3 separate regions of the Homo sapiens genome follow, and regions 2 and 3 are each linked to region 1. The links are chromatin contacts, found by Hi-C or POLR2A ChIA-PET in ENCODE. All regions are on one chromosome and are shown on one strand. Each heading gives the region's core, a stretch centred on a gene start or an enhancer-like site at or near the end of the contact. The rest is flanking DNA. Distances are from core to core; before and after follow the strand shown.

Evidence for each region. A loop is a pair of places that touch in the nucleus more often than their neighbours do. ChIA-PET counts read pairs that join two places held with the same protein, here RNA polymerase II (POLR2A). Pooled maps may share reads with other maps.
Region 2: a pooled map shows a loop between it and region 1 (2.8-fold over the local background). The contact joins the enhancer-like site here to the promoter of ZNF148 in region 1. A Hi-C loop is called at or near these places in 2 of 50 pooled maps. POLR2A ChIA-PET finds 5 or more read pairs at or near these places in 2 of 52 experiments (HEK293 and PC-9).
Region 3: a pooled map shows a loop between it and region 1 (4-fold over the local background). The contact joins the enhancer-like site here to the promoter of ZNF148 in region 1. A Hi-C loop is called at or near these places in 6 of 50 pooled maps.

Annotation. Positions count from the first base shown.
Region 1 is chr3:125,373,544-125,376,592 of GRCh38, forward strand. It overlaps ZNF148 (zinc finger protein 148), which reads right to left and starts at 1,782. Exons shown (of 9, transcript NM_021964.3): 1 at 1,559-1,782. It overlaps LOC105374080 (a long non-coding RNA gene), which reads left to right and starts at 1,883. Exons shown (of 3, transcript XR_924427.3): 1 at 1,883-3,049. RefSeq lists a silencer at 1,517-1,566 and enhancers at 1,677-1,946, 2,057-2,106.
Region 2 is chr3:124,783,277-124,786,192 of GRCh38, forward strand. All of the region lies in intron 10 of ITGB5 (integrin subunit beta 5), which reads right to left. Among named protein-coding and RNA genes, the nearest start is that of MIR544B, 52 kb to the left of the region's middle. RefSeq lists an enhancer at 1,718-1,957. Within about 2 kb of position 1,540, at least 4 of the 41 ENCODE cell types and tissues checked have a DNase peak (open chromatin) inside an H3K27ac peak, as active enhancers do.
Region 3 is chr3:124,760,178-124,763,088 of GRCh38, forward strand. It overlaps ITGB5 (integrin subunit beta 5), which reads right to left. Exons shown (of 15, transcript NM_002213.5): 15 at 1,771-2,911. Among named protein-coding and RNA genes, the nearest start is that of MIR544B, 29 kb to the left of the region's middle. RefSeq lists enhancers at 1-568, 1,105-1,399. Within about 2 kb of position 1,259, at least 4 of the 41 ENCODE cell types and tissues checked have a DNase peak (open chromatin) inside an H3K27ac peak, as active enhancers do.

The DNA of each region.
Region 1 (3,049 bases), core at 532-3,031:
TCCTCCCTCCAACCTGGCTCTAGAGTCGTCCAGTCTCCTAGGTTCCCCTAGACCTTCTGATAACTAGTCCTGACCTCCTTGCAACCTAAAACCAAAACAGATATTCTAGCTCCTCCATTCTGCAGGCCCACACTTTGCTGGCTGATACGTTTTCTTCAATGCCATCATGCCTGAATGAGAGTATTCTCTCACTGGAGAACTCCCTCACAGTTCACTTCAGGAACTGTGAATGGCAGAAGATCTCCCACCAGCCACAGATTTATGGAACCAATCCAGCCAACTAATTTGAGCTACAAATGAAGTATCTAAAGAAGAGCCAGCAAGCATGTCTTCCCCCCGACCATTAATTATAATCTTGTGTACTGCAATCCAGGCTGAATAATACGGCACCAATTCTCCTGGACCAGATAAACTGGGCAGTGAAGAAAACCACCAAGTCAATTAATTTCCATTCCAGCGTTTGCCAGGATAGTATTTACCCAACCTCGGGTAAGTGTTAATACTTCAAATTTTCTAAAATCGAAGCTCCATAGCCTAAGGAATCCCCACAGGCCAGACCCTTTCTCAAGGTCTGCTTCAGAGGTTCTCATACTCATTGGTGCACGTCTAAAATGTCACAGACCAAACTACAGACTAAAATCTAATTCTCAGTGACCCCAACCACGGCCCAGACCCACACTTACCAGATGTCATCTACTGAACAGCCCACACAGGTTCGGAACTAGGCCATCCCGGCCCATCTGGAATAACTCTTCAGTACTTAGGCCAATATTTATTAATTATACTACATCTGTCTATTCTATTATGCATTCCCTGCATCTTCTCTACTATTTAGCACTCCCTCTTGCTTCAAACGCGATCCTTTCTATTCACGGGAACTCCTATCTCCCTTCTTTCCTTCCCTGAGAAACGCTTCAGTTCTTTCCATAATGAAATACCTAACGTATCTGCACAATGAACACCCCCCAGAATCCTCAAGACTCCTCCACAGCCACCTCCCCGCATTCCTCCACCTCTCCGGCATCTTTCCTCCGGCCCCTCGCCCTGTTCGCACTCCCACTACGTTTCCTGCAAGCATTCCCTTTTCTCCAACCCCTGCCCTTCCCTTCTCCCAAAGAGCACACTCCGGCAGCAACAGTGACTGAGGCCTGCGGTGCATAAAGCACTGCACCAGGCACGGTGGACAGAGCCCTGGTGTCTCCCTAGCCTTTTCACACCCACACCCAGCACCCTCCGGCCTCCCCGTGCAAACATCCCACCTCCTCCCCTACCTCTGACACCCGCCTCCAGCCTCGGAGGCCGCCTTCTCGCCTCCGCCACCCCCGTCATTATCCCTCCTCAACCCCCCAACCCACCCTCCGCGCCCTGCTTCCTCACGTCCCCCAGCCAGCCCCAGCGTTTCCCTCGGCCTCGGCTGGCCCCCTGGCCACCCCCAGCCTCGCCACGGCTCGCTCCCCCCGGGGTCAGGCCGTTACCGCCGCGCGCTCCCCCCGCGCGCCGCCCCCTCCCCCTCCCCCGCCCTCCCCCGGGCCCGGGCCTGCCAGGCCGAGCGCTTTACCGCGGGCGGGCGCCGAGTCGCGCGGTCACCGACTGCAGGCGGCGGCAGCTCCAACCTTTCTAGGGGCCTTGAGAGGAGGGGAAGGGGGGAGGGGGGAGAACTTTTGCTGTGGCAGCTTCGGCAACAGCTCCCACCCCTGCGCCTTTCTCCTCTTCCTCCCCCTCCTCCTCCTCCTCCTCTTCCTCCTTCTCTTCCTCCTCCCAGAGCAGTAGAGACGCAGACATGCCGCAGCTAGAGCGCCGCCGCGGTCGCCGCCACTGCCGGCCCGGTGCATTGTGGGAAGCCCCGCACACGGGAAGCGCTCCGCGGCGCCCGCCCTCGTCTGGCGCAGAGACCTGGCTGGAAAGACACAGCGTGGCTTCGATTCCGGCGCCTGCGTGTCACCAGCCCAGGGTGGCCGTGGAAGCTGGACCCGAGCCGCAGGCCCCCCAGGCTGGGCCTGGGAGGAAAGCGGTTTGAAAAAGATCGGAACTGAGGAACTCTCTTAGAGCGGGGGACTCCCTGCTCCTACAGCCTTAACCAATGCCCAGCGCTTGGAAAGTGGAGGACTCGGGGATTCGGGAGCGTTTCAGGCCTGGGGAAATGGAAGGGTCGGGGACCTAGGTGAAAGGTTATTTGCCAGAAATGTCTTGGCTTTTTCATTTATTCTGTCTTACCTAGCCCTTCGCCGCCACCTCCAGTCGTTGGCCTCTTACCACCTTCAAATGCCACCTTTTCCGGAAGATGTAGCCCTGCGCCCTTGAAACTGGCAAACCCTATTAGTGTCTGCAAGCTGAGATGCAGGGTGTGGGCATAGACACAGATCAAGAGATCCGGCCCTGGACCCTCTTGGGCAGAACCTTGCCCTTCTCATTTCACCTGAAGCCCAAACTTTGTATGGCAAAGACTTGGTAATGATCTCTATAGAGCTAGGATTACACAGTTGTCTCATCCTTTGGGGGCCCTTTAGCCAAACTGTGACCTCCTTAATGGTGCCTTCGTCAGCTAACATTAGGCGCCCTGAGGTGCTTCTGCATACTGCCATCGTTTACAATTACTCATCTTTGTGTACACACCCTAGCACAAGGTCAGCCATATAACATAAAAGATGCTCAGTGAATGTTGAGTAATTGTGAGCATCTGGAACTTGCCGTGGGATAAAACGCGTTCATTGGGATTTCTTCATAATAATATGAAGATTCCATTTAGCGCCTCTCTGCAATACTTAAACGTAACCTTTGAGGGGAGAGGGAAAAGAAAAGGCATGAAAATATCTATAGAGCCATTTCTGGTGTTCTCCTTCCCTTTTCCACACCCGCCTTCCCACCCCTTGCCAACTAAATGTTCATTTGAATAGTGCTTTTTGGCAAAATTCCAAACTCCTGCATTATGCACTTGTGATGACACTGAATTAGATTAGTGTCTGCAAGGTTAATGTTCCCTCAGGCATTAACCTTAGTAAATCGTGATGCCTGTTTAGAAATAGCTAAGGCCCAGAGGTTCAGCTTAATT
Region 2 (2,916 bases), core at 290-2,789, 590 kb before region 1:
CGAGACTCCGTCTCAAAAAAAAAAAAAAAAAAAAAAAGAGAGAGAGAGAGATTAAACAGACCTGAGCATGTTCAAAAGCTGACCAGAAGACTTAGTTAAGAGACGTAGGTATAGAATCACTTGGCACACTGATGGACTTGTTTGTTTGCTGGTCTGCCTCATCTCATTAGCCTACAAACCCACACGCAATCAAAGCCTCTGTTTTATGTTTCTGTGCCCCACACCTAGCATGGTGTCAGGCGTGTAGAAGATGCTCAGAACATGCTGTCCTTTGGTTGTGGTTGACAATATCACCAGGACAAACCTCAAACCCTGGGGGAAGACATCCAATGCTGGACATAAGAAAAGGAACAGAAGTATTATTGATACCTGAAGAACTTAAATGTGATTCTTGAGATATTTCAGATTCTTAACAAATGTCCAAGAAACCCAGAGACTTCAGAGTAACATGAGAAAAAGACAATTAAGAATTCTCTTTTCTCTGGAAGAACATGGTTGTGGTCACACTGAAATCGCAGCCTTGCATCTCCCACTTTTCTTGCACATTGTTTGGGTTTCTCCAGCAAAAAGCTCTTTAGAGATACAAACAATGACACATCTTTAGTCTCAGGGACAGCTGCTCCTCTGTCCGCGGCATATTGTTAACAAACCAGCCCCATCAGTCAGCTGATGGTGTTTCCCAACAGGCAATGCCCTGACAAGCCCCTCACCCTTTGTCCTTCATCGGCTGGACTACATGGGGCATTCTGTATCTGAGTAGCAAAATACCACTGCTATAAAAAAAAATAAGGTGATATTGCTTTAAGCCAAGGTTCTCCAAACCTCAGCATTAACTTTCTGAGATGATGGTACTGGCTAGAAATCTAAGACTCCATTGTAAAAAGCAACAGAACCGTCTCAAAGGCTATCTTTGCCTTTCTGGTCTTAGCCACCTGATTTCTCAATGCTGATGCCAGCTGGGTGCAGTGGCTTATGCCTGTAATCCCAGCAGTTTGGGAGGCTGAGGTGGGAGGATCCCTTGAGTTGTAGACCAGCCTGGGCAAAACAGTGAGACCCCATCTCTACGAAAAAATTAAAAATTAGCCAGGCATGGTGGCACATGCCTGTAGTCCCAGCTACTTGGAAGGCTGAGGTGGGAGGATAGCTTGAGCCCAGGAGTTCAAGCCTGCAATGAGCTGTGATTCACACGCCAGTCTAGGAGAGACAGTGAGACCCTATCTCAAACAACAACAACAACAAACAAAATCAATGCCGATGCCCAGCTGCCATGTCACAGGGAGATTAAGGCAGTGGAGGGAAGATGGACAAATCCTGTGTTCTTTAATGAATTCACCTTTCCAGTTTCAAAGAAGTCTAAAACCAGCTGAGTGAAATCAACCATAGTCCTCTTCTAGGACCCTGAGAATGCTGATTCAGAAAGAAAAACAGAAGGCTGTAGCCAAAAGAAACAGAGGTACTTCAGGTCAACACCTTAGGTTTGGCTTAACCTGCCCAATCCGCCTGGCAGGCACTTCTGGGGAAATGCCAATCACATCTGGAAAGTGTGAACTCGCCACCCTCTTGGTCACCGCAACAGGATGCGAGGGTTACTATTTTCAAACTGGAAACTGTCATGGTGTTGTGGTTGGTTAACAGTTCCCATATTCCACCCCAGGCTGGCCACTGTTCAGAGACTAGCTGCCTTCTCAAAGGACGGAGGTGGTTTGGAATGTCCCATGTGTAGGCCACACTGAAGCCTGGCTGCCGGGACCCCAGTCAAGCCATGAGGCGGCAGGGAAGCAGCTGCTCAGCAGAAGAGCAGCCCCCTAGGGTTAGGGGAGGTAGACGTTGTTTGGGTCAAGACTTTTGGCCCAAAATTTCAGTGGGGAGTGTGGCCTACATGCCAGTCTTCTCAGCCGTAGCCTCCCACAAGGGCAGGGTGAGTGACAGCACACCAATCTCCTGGCACAGTAATAACAAGTAAATGAGATCATTCACGTCAAGGGCGTTTTATAAATTAGAAGAGACTAACAAAGGTGCACTTGTGTCCGGGCGCGGTGGCTCACGCCTATAATCCCAGCACTTTGGGAGGCCAAGGTGGGCAGATCACGAGGTCAGGAGTTCGAGACCAGTCTGGCCAACATAGTGAAACTCTGTCTCTACTAAAAATACACAAAAAATTAGCCAGGTGTGGTGGCAGGCGCCTGTAATCCCAGCTACTCAGGTGGCTGATGCAGGAGAATTGCGTGAACCCGGGAGGCAGAGGTTGCAGTGAGCCAAGATCGTGCCACTGCACTCCAGCCTGGGGAACAGAACGAGACTCCATCTCAAAAAAAAAAAAAAAACCCCAAAAAAACAAAGGTGCACTTGTAGGTTCAGCATCACCAATAACAACAGCCAGATACCCACTGAATACTAAGAAGAGCTCTATGTCTTTCATCAAATTATAGTCACGAAACGATGAGTACCTCAGGCAGTTGCTTGGTCCATGTGTATCCTCCAGGCCTGGTTCACTGTGTCTGACATATCCTTATGTAACCTAGAGAAACTCACTTAGGAAAACGGGCTAAATATTTCCTAAAATTTTGACAGAGATAAAGAACGCTTATAAGGTAGGACTTGGAAAATGTAGGCTAAGTGCCAGGGTGGTGGGAAGGGTCTTAAGTTAACCAAAAAAAGTAAATTTAGGTAGAAATGAGCTAATTGTTTACCTGCAAAAGGCAGTGCAAGGTTCTCCCTGTCTGACTCTATAATCAAAAATCACAAGGAGCCCTAGTTCAGATTCTGGGCTTCAATTTTCCCCAATGTAAATAGTCGAAGCAGGCAATGCACTGTAGACACACCGTGTGTGACAGGCTCTGCTAGGAAAGGCATGAGATGCAAAAAAATCCTCCCAGTTAGGGCTTGCTCATGATGAGTGCAAAACACTAACAAACG
Region 3 (2,911 bases), core at 9-2,508, 610 kb before region 1:
GCTGTCTGAGTGCTCACAGCCTCCATGCAGGCAGTGACCCAGCTCCAGGCATGTTCACATGCCATGCCCTGTCTGCATTTCCAGTGCCCACTGGACAAACCCCCAGCTTCCTCAGGCACCTCACACCCCACAGGCGCAACACCTCTTCCGGAGCCTCATCCCAGCACTGTCACTGTCACTGCCTTTGCGTCTTTTACTTCTCCCCGCCTCCTCTCTGCCAGTCTCAAAGCTTGTTACTAGCTGTATTAGTCTGCTCAGGCTGCCGTAACAAAATATCACAGACTGGGTGGTTTCAACAACTAACTTTCTCATAGTTTTGGAGGCTGTGGAAGTTGATCAAGTGTCAGCAAAAATGGTTTCCCCTAAGGCCTCTCCTGTTGGCTTGCAGGCAGCCACCTTCTCACTGTGTCTTCACACAGCTTTTCCTCTCTGCAGCCCTGGGGTCTCTACCTGGTCTTATAAAGACACCAGCTGCATTGAGTTAGGGTGCCACCCTATGACCTCATTTAATCGCAATTCATTCTTTAAAGGCTCCATCATCTCCAAATGCTATCACTTTGGGGCTTTAGGGCTTACAACAAATGCATTTTTGCAGGGACACAATCCATTCCATAACAGCTGAGTATACAAGGATGTCCTCAGAAGCAAGTAGGAACCATGGTATTGGATGTCCTCCAGGGAGAGGGAGGAGCTAAAGGGCATACTCCAGCAGAGAAGGACCTTCTGTCCTCCCTGCCCGTTTTTCCCCATCTGTTTGCTCTTACCTGAAATTCATCCCAAGAGTTTCATGATAATCACCTCAAGCTTTGATCCTAATTAAACAAATTTAAAAATCACATTTCTTCCCTGGAAGAGGTAGCGATTGGTTAGTTTAATAAAGTACTAGTCAATCAAGCTGAATGAGAATTCCCTGGTTTTTTTTTTTTCTTTTTTGTAGAGCCAGGGTCTCATTGTGTTGCCCAGGCTGGTCTCGAACTCCTGGGCTTTGGCAATCCTCCCACCTTGGTCTCCCAAAGTGTTGAGATTACAGGCGTGAGACACCATGCTCGGCCAAAGGCCCATTTTGATAAAAATATCTTAAAATTACAAAATGACCCATCTGGGGGTGGGTTGTGAAATGAAGCGTTTGGAATAGATTATCTTTGTGGTCACTTGCAGCTCGCTGGATAACCTTTAAAATTATACATTGGGTCGGAATCTCGGGAGTCAGATCTCCAAACAGCTCATGCCAAGAGCTTCCAGCAGGGGGCAGCAAGGCACCGTGAGCACTGGTTCCGTAACATCCCTCGGCGTCAGACGAAAACACCCTCACTTTCCACGTCAAGTGGAACTAGAACAAATCCTCCTTTGCTATCTGTGGCTCAAGAATGTTGTGCCCAGGCCAGGCGCGGTGGCTGACGTATGTAATCCTAACACTTTGGGAGGCCAAGGTGGGAGGATCGCTTGAGCTTGGGAGTTGTAGACCAACCAGCCTGGGCAACATAGTGAGACCTTGTCTCTGCAAAAAATAAAGTATTATCTGGGTGTGATGGTGCACACCTGTAGTCCCAGCTACTTAGGAGGCTGAGTTGGGAGGATCACGGGAGACCAGGAGATTGAGGCTGCAGAGAACTGAGATTGCACCTCTGCACTCCAGCCTGAGTGACCCAGTGAGATCCTCTCTTAAAAAAAAAAAAAAAGAATGTCGTGCCCTTAGAGAAAATGAGATTCTGAGCCAGTTAATGATTTGTCTCCAGGAAACCCAAAATTAAACATGAGAGAAACCCAAAGTTTCTTCCAAAATTACATTTATTTTTCTCAATTCAGAAAAGTCTCAACACCACAATTTATCTGTTTAATGTTTTCATTTACATTTGGCTTTATCCCAAAAAGGGTTTAACAGTGTCACCAAGTTACCAGGTCTCTGTTTCATCATATTTACACAAGATGAAGGAAACTCAATCTGTTCGTATTTGCCCCAGGTAATAGGTTCTATGTAGTGACAGGCATTTCACTATTTGACTTAGTGTTTGCCAAAATGAAGTAAGGGGAATTGGGTCCAGAGCTGAGGACAGATCCATTTGGAATGAAAGCATAATAACCTTGAAGTTATTCCAGTGACAAAAAATGATCAGTGAAAGATTTTCTAAGAGCAAGCAGGAATGAGGAGGCTGGCCCTCTGGCCAGCATGAGATGGGGTCTTAGGAACAGTTTGTCATTCAGTAACCTCCTAACAAACACTCGGGCAAGCCACTTCCCCTCTCTGAGAATCAGTTTCCTCTTCTGTACATAAGGGGAGAGGGTCAGTCAACCATCTTAGATATGGGAACTTAAGGGGACTTCATGGCCCTGCGGGAAAAAAGCTCAAATGTGTTTTTTTGCATTGGGCCTGCATGGGACGTAAGTGTTTCGGGAGTGAGGGGAGGCCTTGGAAGGGAACTGCTATTGCTAATGATGATTAAGAGATGACTTCGTGTGGGAACCACCACTCAACCCTTGCTTGTCTGTACAATCTATTTCCAGCCTCAGCCCCTCAGAACAAGGGGTGGTTTTTATGGTGTCTAGCCTGGAACTCTCTGTCAGTAAAAGCTGGAAGGGGCCAAAGGTATCTGCTCAGTGTTCCCCCTTGCACAGCCCTCACTGCCCCGAGCACCTCATGCTTACTTGACAAGCTGCAGTCTGGAGTATCAGACCAGCCTGTGTCCCATCCCTGAGGAAGTACACGGCCGCTTCAATCCCCACTGGGGGCACCATTTTAAGTCCGCTCAGAAAGAAAGAAACACACAGAGAGTATCAGACAAACACAAATTCTTTTGGTTTTAATCTTTACTTCCAATCCCAAACAATCTTGTTTCTTTTCATTATAAAAGTACTAAACAAACACGGACAGGAGAGGAAACTGACATTTGCAAACGATGTACCTTCAACAGGC